Linked DNA regions of Homo sapiens: regions 1 and 2 are each linked to region 3. Evidence: chromatin contacts called from ENCODE Hi-C data. All regions are on one chromosome and are shown on one strand. Each heading gives the region's core, a stretch centred on a gene start or an enhancer-like site at or near the end of the contact. The rest is flanking DNA. Distances are from core to core; before and after follow the strand shown. Region 1 overlaps MYO16 (myosin XVI). Region 2 overlaps MYO16 (myosin XVI). Region 3 overlaps COL4A2 (collagen type IV alpha 2 chain).

The links. Hi-C counts contacts between places; a loop is a spot of excess contacts on that map. Pooled maps may share reads with other maps.
Region 1: a pooled map shows a loop between it and region 3 (20-fold over the local background). The contact joins two enhancer-like sites. A Hi-C loop is called at or near these places in 3 of 37 single-sample maps with no recorded cell type and 4 of 50 pooled maps.
Region 2: a loop to region 3 is called in a map with no recorded cell type, with 12 times the contacts of the local background. The contact joins two enhancer-like sites. A Hi-C loop is called at or near these places in 5 of 37 single-sample maps with no recorded cell type and 4 of 50 pooled maps.

What each region holds. Positions count from the first base shown.
Region 1 is chr13:109,130,433-109,133,148 of GRCh38, reverse strand. All of the region lies in intron 31 of MYO16 (myosin XVI), which reads right to left. Among named protein-coding and RNA genes, the nearest start is that of MYO16-AS2, 30 kb to the right of the region's middle. Within about 2 kb of position 1,393, at least 2 of the 41 ENCODE cell types and tissues checked have a DNase peak (open chromatin) inside an H3K27ac peak, as active enhancers do.
Region 2 is chr13:108,918,113-108,921,180 of GRCh38, reverse strand. All of the region lies in intron 16 of MYO16 (myosin XVI), which reads right to left. Among named protein-coding and RNA genes, the nearest start is that of MYO16-AS2, 180 kb to the left of the region's middle. RefSeq lists an enhancer at 1,858-2,027. Within about 2 kb of position 1,585, at least 4 of the 41 ENCODE cell types and tissues checked have a DNase peak (open chromatin) inside an H3K27ac peak, as active enhancers do.
Region 3 is chr13:110,470,215-110,473,185 of GRCh38, reverse strand. COL4A2 (collagen type IV alpha 2 chain) reads right to left here. Exons shown (of 48, transcript NM_001846.4): 29 at 36-257. Among named protein-coding and RNA genes, the nearest start is that of COL4A2-AS2, 8.4 kb to the right of the region's middle. RefSeq lists enhancers at 1-222, 951-1,090, 1,211-1,260, 1,271-1,510, 1,581-1,680. Within about 2 kb of position 1,250, at least 11 of the 41 ENCODE cell types and tissues checked have a DNase peak (open chromatin) inside an H3K27ac peak, as active enhancers do.

The DNA.
Region 1 (2,716 bases), core at 144-2,643, 1.3 Mb after region 3:
AATGGACAGAAAGGACTTCTACTGAGCTGTCATATGTCGCAACTTTGTTATAACTTTTCTTTCCTGGTGGGAGGAGCGGTTCAGGCAATACCATTGCCTTCCATGCCCCCATCTTTTACCCTCTTGACTGCACTACTGCACTCGATGCTGTTGGCATGCCCTTCCTGAGCCTTTCGCAGTTTCCACGGAGGGCAAGGCACTCTGTGGCCCAGTGTGCACCCATCACGTCCTCACTGCTGTGGTTGTGCTTCCCCTATAATTTGTTTGACCACTTATCTCTCCTACTGGTCTGTCAGATCCTCGGGGAGAATCCAGGCTCATGGAAGACACTTAATTACTATTTGTTGGATGTACAACTGCGTCATAGGTGGTGAACTGTGCAATTGTGTTCTGTTATTCCCAGTAACACATTTCTCAGAAGAGCAACACAGAAGACCTAATTTCTGTCCATTTAAAATTTTTTTAAAGGGCTTCTGTTAAAAATATGCAGACAAATCTAGCCTTGACACATTTCAAGGGTACTTCTCGAACCTTGCCAAATTGTGCTCCCTCTCATATACCGATAGGAAGCAAATTCTCTTTTAATGAAGAGAGTGTAGAGAAATAGATTTCTGTAACATGTATTCACTTGGTAAGTATTTGATGAGTGCTTACTATGTGACACATGTTGTTCTAGAATGAAGACAGAAACAAGAGAGTAAAGAAAAGACATATTATTTCCAAATTAAGCCACAGAGCTGAGCCATGATTGTGTCTACACATGTAAACTGTGTTTTGTGGAGAATGCAGTTGTACAGCAATTTTGGAAAAAACAATTATGGTTTCATTAAGGTATGATCCCCAAGGAGGGGACAGCTGGAGTCTGAAGGGAGGGTGAGTGTGGAAGCATCAACATAGAACGGTGAACAGTGAGGACTAGAGCTGCCTGAGAAAAGCTTGCTTCTGCAATTTCACCTTGAGCAACCGTCACTCCAAGCCAGGCACAGCACCACTGACATCATGACTTAATTGCAAGTCCCACATCTTAGGATTTAGTATCCATTTCACAGATGAGGAAACTGACTGTCAGAGGCTTCATTAACAACAAAGTTATATGCATGTAACTTTGCTGTGCGCTTGCTACGTCCTGGGCAATGAGGCTTTACAGTCCTTTGCTTCTTAACTCCCCAGAAATAGCCCTTGCCATGTCTCGGCTGTTGCTGCTACTTGACATACATGGGCTTGGAAAGACTGAGTCACTTCTTCAAAGTCACACGCATGAAATGCAGGCTTATATTTAACTTCAGTCAGGAGACAATTCGAGAGAATGTTAACCGTCTTTGGGAGAAAGGCTGCACCCGGTGTGTGAGGAATGAACTCTGCAGAACAGCACTCCAGCTGGGAGGCCCCAGCCAAGAGGAAGTGAAAACGAGGCCCTATCTTTCCTTTCCTAGCCACTATTTGCAAAGAGCAACTGCAGGCTTTTATTCAATGGCAAAAACCACAATTCCTTTTGCACTGACCTAACAAAAACATAGTACTTTTAAAAAGTTGTCTCAGCAACATGGCACATGCATACATATGTAACAAACCTGCACGTTGTGCACATGTACCCTAAAACTTAAAGTATAATAAAAAAAAAAGTTGTCTCTAGCTTGCTGGTAGTTTGCAAAGAAGTGTTAACATTTATTGGCCTGCAAAATTGTTTCACGCTTTTGAGGCACAAAGGAAATGAGAAAAAATTGCTCTCTGTACTGTTTTCCTTCACCACAACCATTTTTATTGGGTGAAGACCTACCAGGAAAGACATATGCTAGTAAGAACAAGAATAAATACAAAGACAACTTTGAAGTGACCGTGGTGCTGGTCACCCTACAATCCTTGGCCCTTGGTCTCCGATCAGATCTCCTTTCACTCTGTAACCATCTGAATTGATTCGCAGCTTTATTTGTAAAGGAAAAGAACTTGAACTTGATTTTTTAACATGCCAAAAAGGATGGCTCAGGTACAAAACCAACTTCAGCCGTAGTCCTTGATCCTGCGAAACCAAGGTTCACCAAACATTTTAGAATAGTGATCAAATGGTCTTCCTATCTTTTGACAGAAAGGAGAATAATTTTGTGACACGTTACTAGATGCAAAAAATTCAGTATCACCGCTTGGTAGACACACAAAGCATTTAGAATCAGGGTTGTCTAAGAGAAGCTTCGGTGATGATGGAAAAATTCTACCCCTGTGGCTACTGAGTACTTGGAAAGTGACTGATGATGGAGGAATGAAATTTAAAATTGTATTTAATTTTATTTACTCTAAACTTAATTGGCTACGTGTGCCTAGTGGCTACTGCATTGAACAACAAAGACTTAGATTATACTCGGATTGTGTTGGACTGAGGGAGATGTCTAACATGCTAGGATCAATTTCATCACTGTCCTAACTCAACCACCTTCAGCTCCTGACATAATGGCACAGAAGGGACCAGAACCCTGTCTGACAGCTGGCTTATCACGTGTGGGTGGAGCTACCTTTGCGATCATGGATTACAAACCCAGACCACTGACAGACTGAGTGGCTAAGCTCCTGCGCTTGCCCTCTCTGACTCCCTAATGCTGTAAAAACTAATCAGCAAGCATGCTCAAGCAGCTTAAGCTGGTTAATTGTCTTATTCTTAAAAATATACAGTATTGAGAGCACATGCCAGAATGCAGAAATACATCTCTAGTTGCAGGAGATCAAA
Region 2 (3,068 bases), core at 336-2,835, 1.6 Mb after region 3:
GGAAGAGACTGGCAGGAGAGGTTGAGAGAAAAAGAAACACCGACTATATCAGCTGAACAGTGACTACACTGGTGAGGCAGACGGGCTTGGTCCAGTGTGTGATGCTGTTTGCTACAGCCACATGGGCAGGTTTTGGAAAGAAGGAGACAGGTTCACACACACATGTGGAACTGTGCAGGTGTCCCTCTCAAATGGCAGTGGGGTCTCCAAGCAGACATTTGGGCCACGCTCTGCAAACTGCATTGGTCTATGAGGGCCACACCTCCAGTGACCAGCCACATCACAATCACTGGCAAAGTCAAGCAAGTGTCCTCTAAAATCTGAGCCTCTTTCACATCTCCATATGGTTCATTATTTAAGATACGAAAATAAATATCTCTTATTTATACGGAATAAACAATGTTAAAGAGACAGAGACAGATGGCTGGGCATAGTGGCTCACGCCTGTAATCTCAGCACTTTGGGAGGCCAAGGTGGGCAGATCACCAGAGGTAAGGAGTTTGAGACCAGCCTGGCCAACATGGTGAAACCCCGTCTCTACTAATAATACAAAAATTAGCCGGGCGTGGTGGCAGGCACCTGTAATCCCAGCTACTCGGGAGGCTGAGGCTGGAGAATCGCTTGAACCTGAGAGGTGGAGATTGCAGTGAGCTGAGATGGCACCATTGCATTCCAGCCTGGGTGATAATAGTGAAACTCTGTTTTTGTTTTTAAAAAGAAAGAGAGACAGAGACAGAAAGAGATGACAGGGAAGGAAAGAAAGAAAGAGAGAGAGAAGGAAGGAAGGAAGGAGAGAGAGAGAAGGAAAGAAAGAGAGAAAGAAAGAAAAAAGAAAGAAAAAGAAGGGAGGGAAAGAAGGAAGGAAGGAGAAAGAGAAAGAGAAAGAAAGAGAAAGAGAAAAAAAGGAGTGGAACAAAAGGCAGAGGTCTATTTTGGAAGCGAATTCAGAGCCTCCTTGTCCAGACACAGAAGCAGGTTTATCAACCATTTTTAGCAAACATCTGCGTCGTGGTCCTTCAACGTAAGGTAAGTCCTTAACTTGGTGAGAAACATAATGACTGCCATGTTTTCAGTCCTCAACAAGCTGGATTACACAGTTCACAGCCCCTTCTCCTAAACTTCTGAAGACAAATATGTTCTGAAATCCAGATTTTAAAAAAGTGAATGTAGTGTTTATATCCTTGGTAGGTTTGAAGCAGTGTCCCCAGTCAAATATTTTAATTTGGGGAGAACCCCATATGAATATTCACAGTCAGAGAAATATGTAAGAATTATAAATACACTTACATCAATCAAGTTTAGATTTTGTTGCTAAGTAAGTTCAGGTTGGGTCATGTTTTTTATGAGCACATGAGTCATACGTGAATGTTTGGTTTTCAGAACTTTTGGGAATTTGAAATTAAAAGTAAGCAATCAAGGACGTAGACCAACATGCCTTAAATTCATAATTTTATTTACTCATAACAACCCTGAGAATGTTTGTGACATTTAACTGACTGACTGCAGAAGTGAGGCTGGAGTGTTTGACTCTCTCTCAACACAAGAAGGACTTTCCCTTTTATACCCTGAAGGTAAATACACTGCTTGCACATCTAGCATCAAGCAAACATCTTTACTCAGCCAAGAACTGTGTCACCTCAATGATAACCAACTCCACCCCTAAAGGAGAAGATGTCAAAGAACCGGTTAACGACAATCGCTCACGCCAAATTCCCCAAGGCCCAGCCATCTCTGTCGCCTTGCGTCATCAAGCAGACTGCATTGGATGTGACAGAAAAGCAATATTTATTAAAGATTTTTGAGTTAGGAGGTTTTATAGTTAAATTGAAATTCAAAATATGTTAATCTGACCTGAGATTAAAGGGTGAGATTGAAGAGGCACCAAGGTAAGATGCTGTGCAGTGAGGGAAGGTGGGGCAGGAAGGGCCCAGCCAGGGCCATGGGACTGCATGGCAATATGCCAGCACCTGCCCTGCCTCAGGAGAAAAAGACATGATAGCCACAATGCTCGTGGCACCTCTTTTTTATACACATGACTGGGAAGACGGCCTCGCTCAAATAGGAAGTACAAGGGCCAGAAACAAAACTCTGAAAAGAGCCTGAGTATCTGGAGAAAAAGTCTATTTCCAGCTGTTTTCCCCAAATCGTGACTATCTGGACATTGGCCTCAGGTTTTTATGTCAAAACAGAGTATAAGTTTGAGTGTAAGTTTTTTTTTTTTTTTTTGTTCTGTTTTCTGAGACAGAGTCTCGCTCTTGTTGCCCAGGCTGGAGTGCAGTGGTGTGATCTTGGCTCACTGCAACCCCCACCTCCTCCCAGGTTCCCGCGATTCTCTTGCCTCAGCCTCCCAAGTAGCTGGGACTGCAGGCACCTGCCTCCAAGTCTGGCTAATTTTTGTATTTTTAGTAGAGATGGGGTTTCACCATGTTGGCCAGGTTGGTCTCGAACTCCGGACCTCTGGTGATCTGCCCGCCTCGGCCTCCCAAAGTGCTGCGATTACAGGCGTGAGCCATAGCATCAGACCAAGTTTCTAAACAACACAGCTGGCCGTCACCTCCTCAAGGACAAACAGCATTAGCAGTCAGTGGCCAGGACTGCTGGAGATAGGCCCTCCCTCTCTGCTGAGAGATGGGCCACTGGGCACCATCTCTGGCCTCCTGCCTTGCCTGACCTTGAGCAGGCTGCTACTTAACCTCTAGGACTCAGTGTCCTCATTCATCAAATAGGGACAATATTAGTAACAGTCTCATAGAGTTATTAGAAGAATTAAGTGAGAATTAATTACTGAGTGTTGTGCCTGACACTCAAAATTTTAGTGAAGGTAGTTTCTTGCGCAATTTTATATGCATGTGCAGTTGTGTGCACACGTTTATTTATGTGTTTATTATGTGAATACACCATCTTAATGACGTTGTATTTGGTATATTTATATTTGGCTTAATGATGGTCTATTTTCATAATAAAAATCATAATTATGCTACTATCATCCAAAATATGAAAAAGAAAGGAGAAGGGTTAAGATGCTGATTTTAGCAAATAGTTCTCTTGCTGAAGCAGAGGCAGTTAAA
Region 3 (2,971 bases), core at 1-2,500:
GGATGGGGCCCCCGGCTCCCCGATGGGGCACTCACCTCTGAATCCAGGGGGGCCTCTGTCTCCGGGAAGGCCTTTAAGCCCAGGCTGTCCAGGCACACCAGCATCTCCCCGTGGCCCGGGCTGAGCTCCCAGGACTTCTCCAGGGAGGCCCCTTTCCCCAGGGGGCCCATCTGGCCCTGGCAGGCCGATGGGACCTGGGGATCCATCTGGGCCAGGGAGGCCCACTGCACCTTTGGATCCTCGGGGTCCTATGAACCCTAAAAGGAAACATGGGTGGGCCCCAAACCACAAGTTAGCATGGTGACGTTCTAAGAGAAGAGTCAAAAAGAGGCTGGAAACAGCAAAAATTTGGCTATGGGGTCCTCAGAAGGCATTCCTCAGCTCGAGCCCTTGTCCCTGTCGCCCTTTTTGGAACCTACAACCTTCGCCATGTCGTTCTGTTGGTTATGTTTCTTCTGCTTGCCCCGCCATTCGGCCCCCCAGCCCTAAAACTGAGTGAAGGTGGACAAGCCAACAACGCCTCCTTGGACCTCGATTTGCATAATTCATGGGTTCCCCTGCTTTGCAAATAAGCCCCAAAGAATAGCTTTTTGTGGGACCTTCTAGGTTGTGCTGAGTGAGGAACAGCACTTCGGGATGGAAAATCCCAGGGAGGCAGGAACGAACAGGGCCGTCAGAGCCAAAACGCTGCCTGCCGTAACATCTCCCTGGTAGAAACCCGTCACTGTCGGTTGGGAAACGCTTCAAAGAGGAACGACACCCCTCTGTTGTATTGACCATGAAAATCATCAAGTCCCAATCCCAGCACTTTGGGAGGCCGAGGCGGGTGAATCACGAGGTCAGGAGATCGAGACCATCCTGGCTAACACGGTGAAACCTCGTCTCTACTAAAAATACAAAAAATTAGCCAGGTGTGGTGGCGGATGCCTGTAGTCCCAGCTACTCAGGAGGCTGAGGCGGGAGAATGGCGTGAACCCGGGAGGCGGAGCTTGCAGTGAGCCAAGATCGCACCACTGCACTCCAGCCTGGGCGACAGAGTGAGATTCCATCTCAAAAGAGAAAAAAATAAAAAGAAAAAAGAAAATCATCAAGTCCCATCTGCGGATGGAGGGAAGGCAGCTGTCCTGTGTCTTTTGTGGGTGCCACTGGATAAAATGATCTCATCAGGTCACTTCCTTTTTCGGTGCAGTCAGCCCTGACATGGCCTCAGAATGAACTCCCACAGCTGACAGTCACGCAGTGCTCAGAAGGAAAGGCTTCTGAGGTCACCACCACCCCCGCTGTGCATGCAGGAGAGAAGCCTGCAACGATGAGACTGGCAGGTGATTCTGTGGGACAAGATCAAGTACACGGCAGGCTCGGCACTCCTATGTATGGATACGGAAAAGGGAATGTTTTCTGTGTTCTGTGGGGTGTATCCCACCAAAAAGATCCAATGAGCAGGGCCCGGGGACCTCCTGGGCCGGTAAAGCCATCACTGCCTGGGAGCTGGGAGTAACTGGAATACAGAATAAAGGATCTGGATTAACCTGACGTTAATCAGCTAGACCGTACTCAGAGTTTTAACGGTGTGATTTACTCACAATGAAGAGACATGACTTTCACTGGCAATGTTACAAACTGTACCCAGGGAGCCATGCACTTGGGTTTGCATGTGTGGGTCTTAGATCTGGAATAGACTCTCTGATTTTTGCAATCCTTGAATTGGGCATTTTATCCTCTTCTGCATGTGGCGACAGAAGGGCAGTATATTTCAGCACCATAAAAAGTGACATGCGTTTCAGAAACTGATCAGTTCCTCAATCACCACCCACCCCCAGCCTGCCCCAGCCTCCCTGTTCATGACGTAAGGGCTCACATTTGATGGTGGAACAGGCTCCCAACTCACGTGGGCAACTGTCCAAATCACCTGATAATGGGTGCATCCCATCCATTCCCCCCTACAGGGGAGCCCCGTGTGGCGTTCACGCACACATGGCTGGGCACTCCAATCACAATTACCAGAGAACTTTCATACTCACAGCAAGAAGCTGTTCAGGAATTATTATCCTTCTCTCAAAATCATGAATGCTTAAACTTAGTATATATGAAATCATGAGAGTGGCAATGTTACACTTCTAAATATTTAGACACTTCCAGCAGGGCAACAAAACCACAGAGACCAACCCCTGGGGCAGAGGCATGGAGACTTCCTTTGCTTCATTCGAATGCAGAGTTGTTTTTACCAGGGCCTTGATACAGACACAGGAAGCCTGCTTCCCAATTTTGCAAAACATGGAGAAACGCATCATATGAAAGGAAACAGGGTCAGGGTTTGGAACAATCCCTACGGGCTGCAACACAAAATTCCGAAAGATACCATCTATCAGGGACGGACAGACACTTCTGCATTGAGGCTTAAATCAGCTATCTGAGTGGAGGTCAGGGGAGGGGCAGGGTTCAATTAGTCTTCACTGGGAACATTTGCAAGATGTTCAACCTAAGGGCGCAACAGTCCCGATGTTCTGTGTGATATTCCAGACATGGGGAGCGCTTTATTCAGTTTCTAGAGCCCAGTTGGAAAAGAATCCTGATAAGTGGGGGTCCTAGAAGGTTGCTCAGAATTCCAAGGGCATGGAACGATGTCATTAAAAGAAAGTATGTGTTCCCGGGGTCAGTTCTGCCTGTTCATGAGACGTCTGTGGGAGATGTGGCCGCCTCTCTCAGGGTGTGTGGTTATGAGGAAGTCAACTGTGTGGCTCAGGAACAGCCCGGTGAGAACTCCCTGGGAGGCAGGCTGTATTCCAGGGAGGAACTTTCTAGCAACAAGAGGGTTCCAATGTGCCACAGGTTCTAGGTGACAAGTGGGACTCCAGCAGAGGCTGCAGGAACCTGCCCAGGACCCTGTGGAAGGATGTTTCATCTCGGGTGGAAAGTTGTCCACAATGGCTTCCATGGTTTCATTAGACAAACACTATTGAAGATGTGTGCG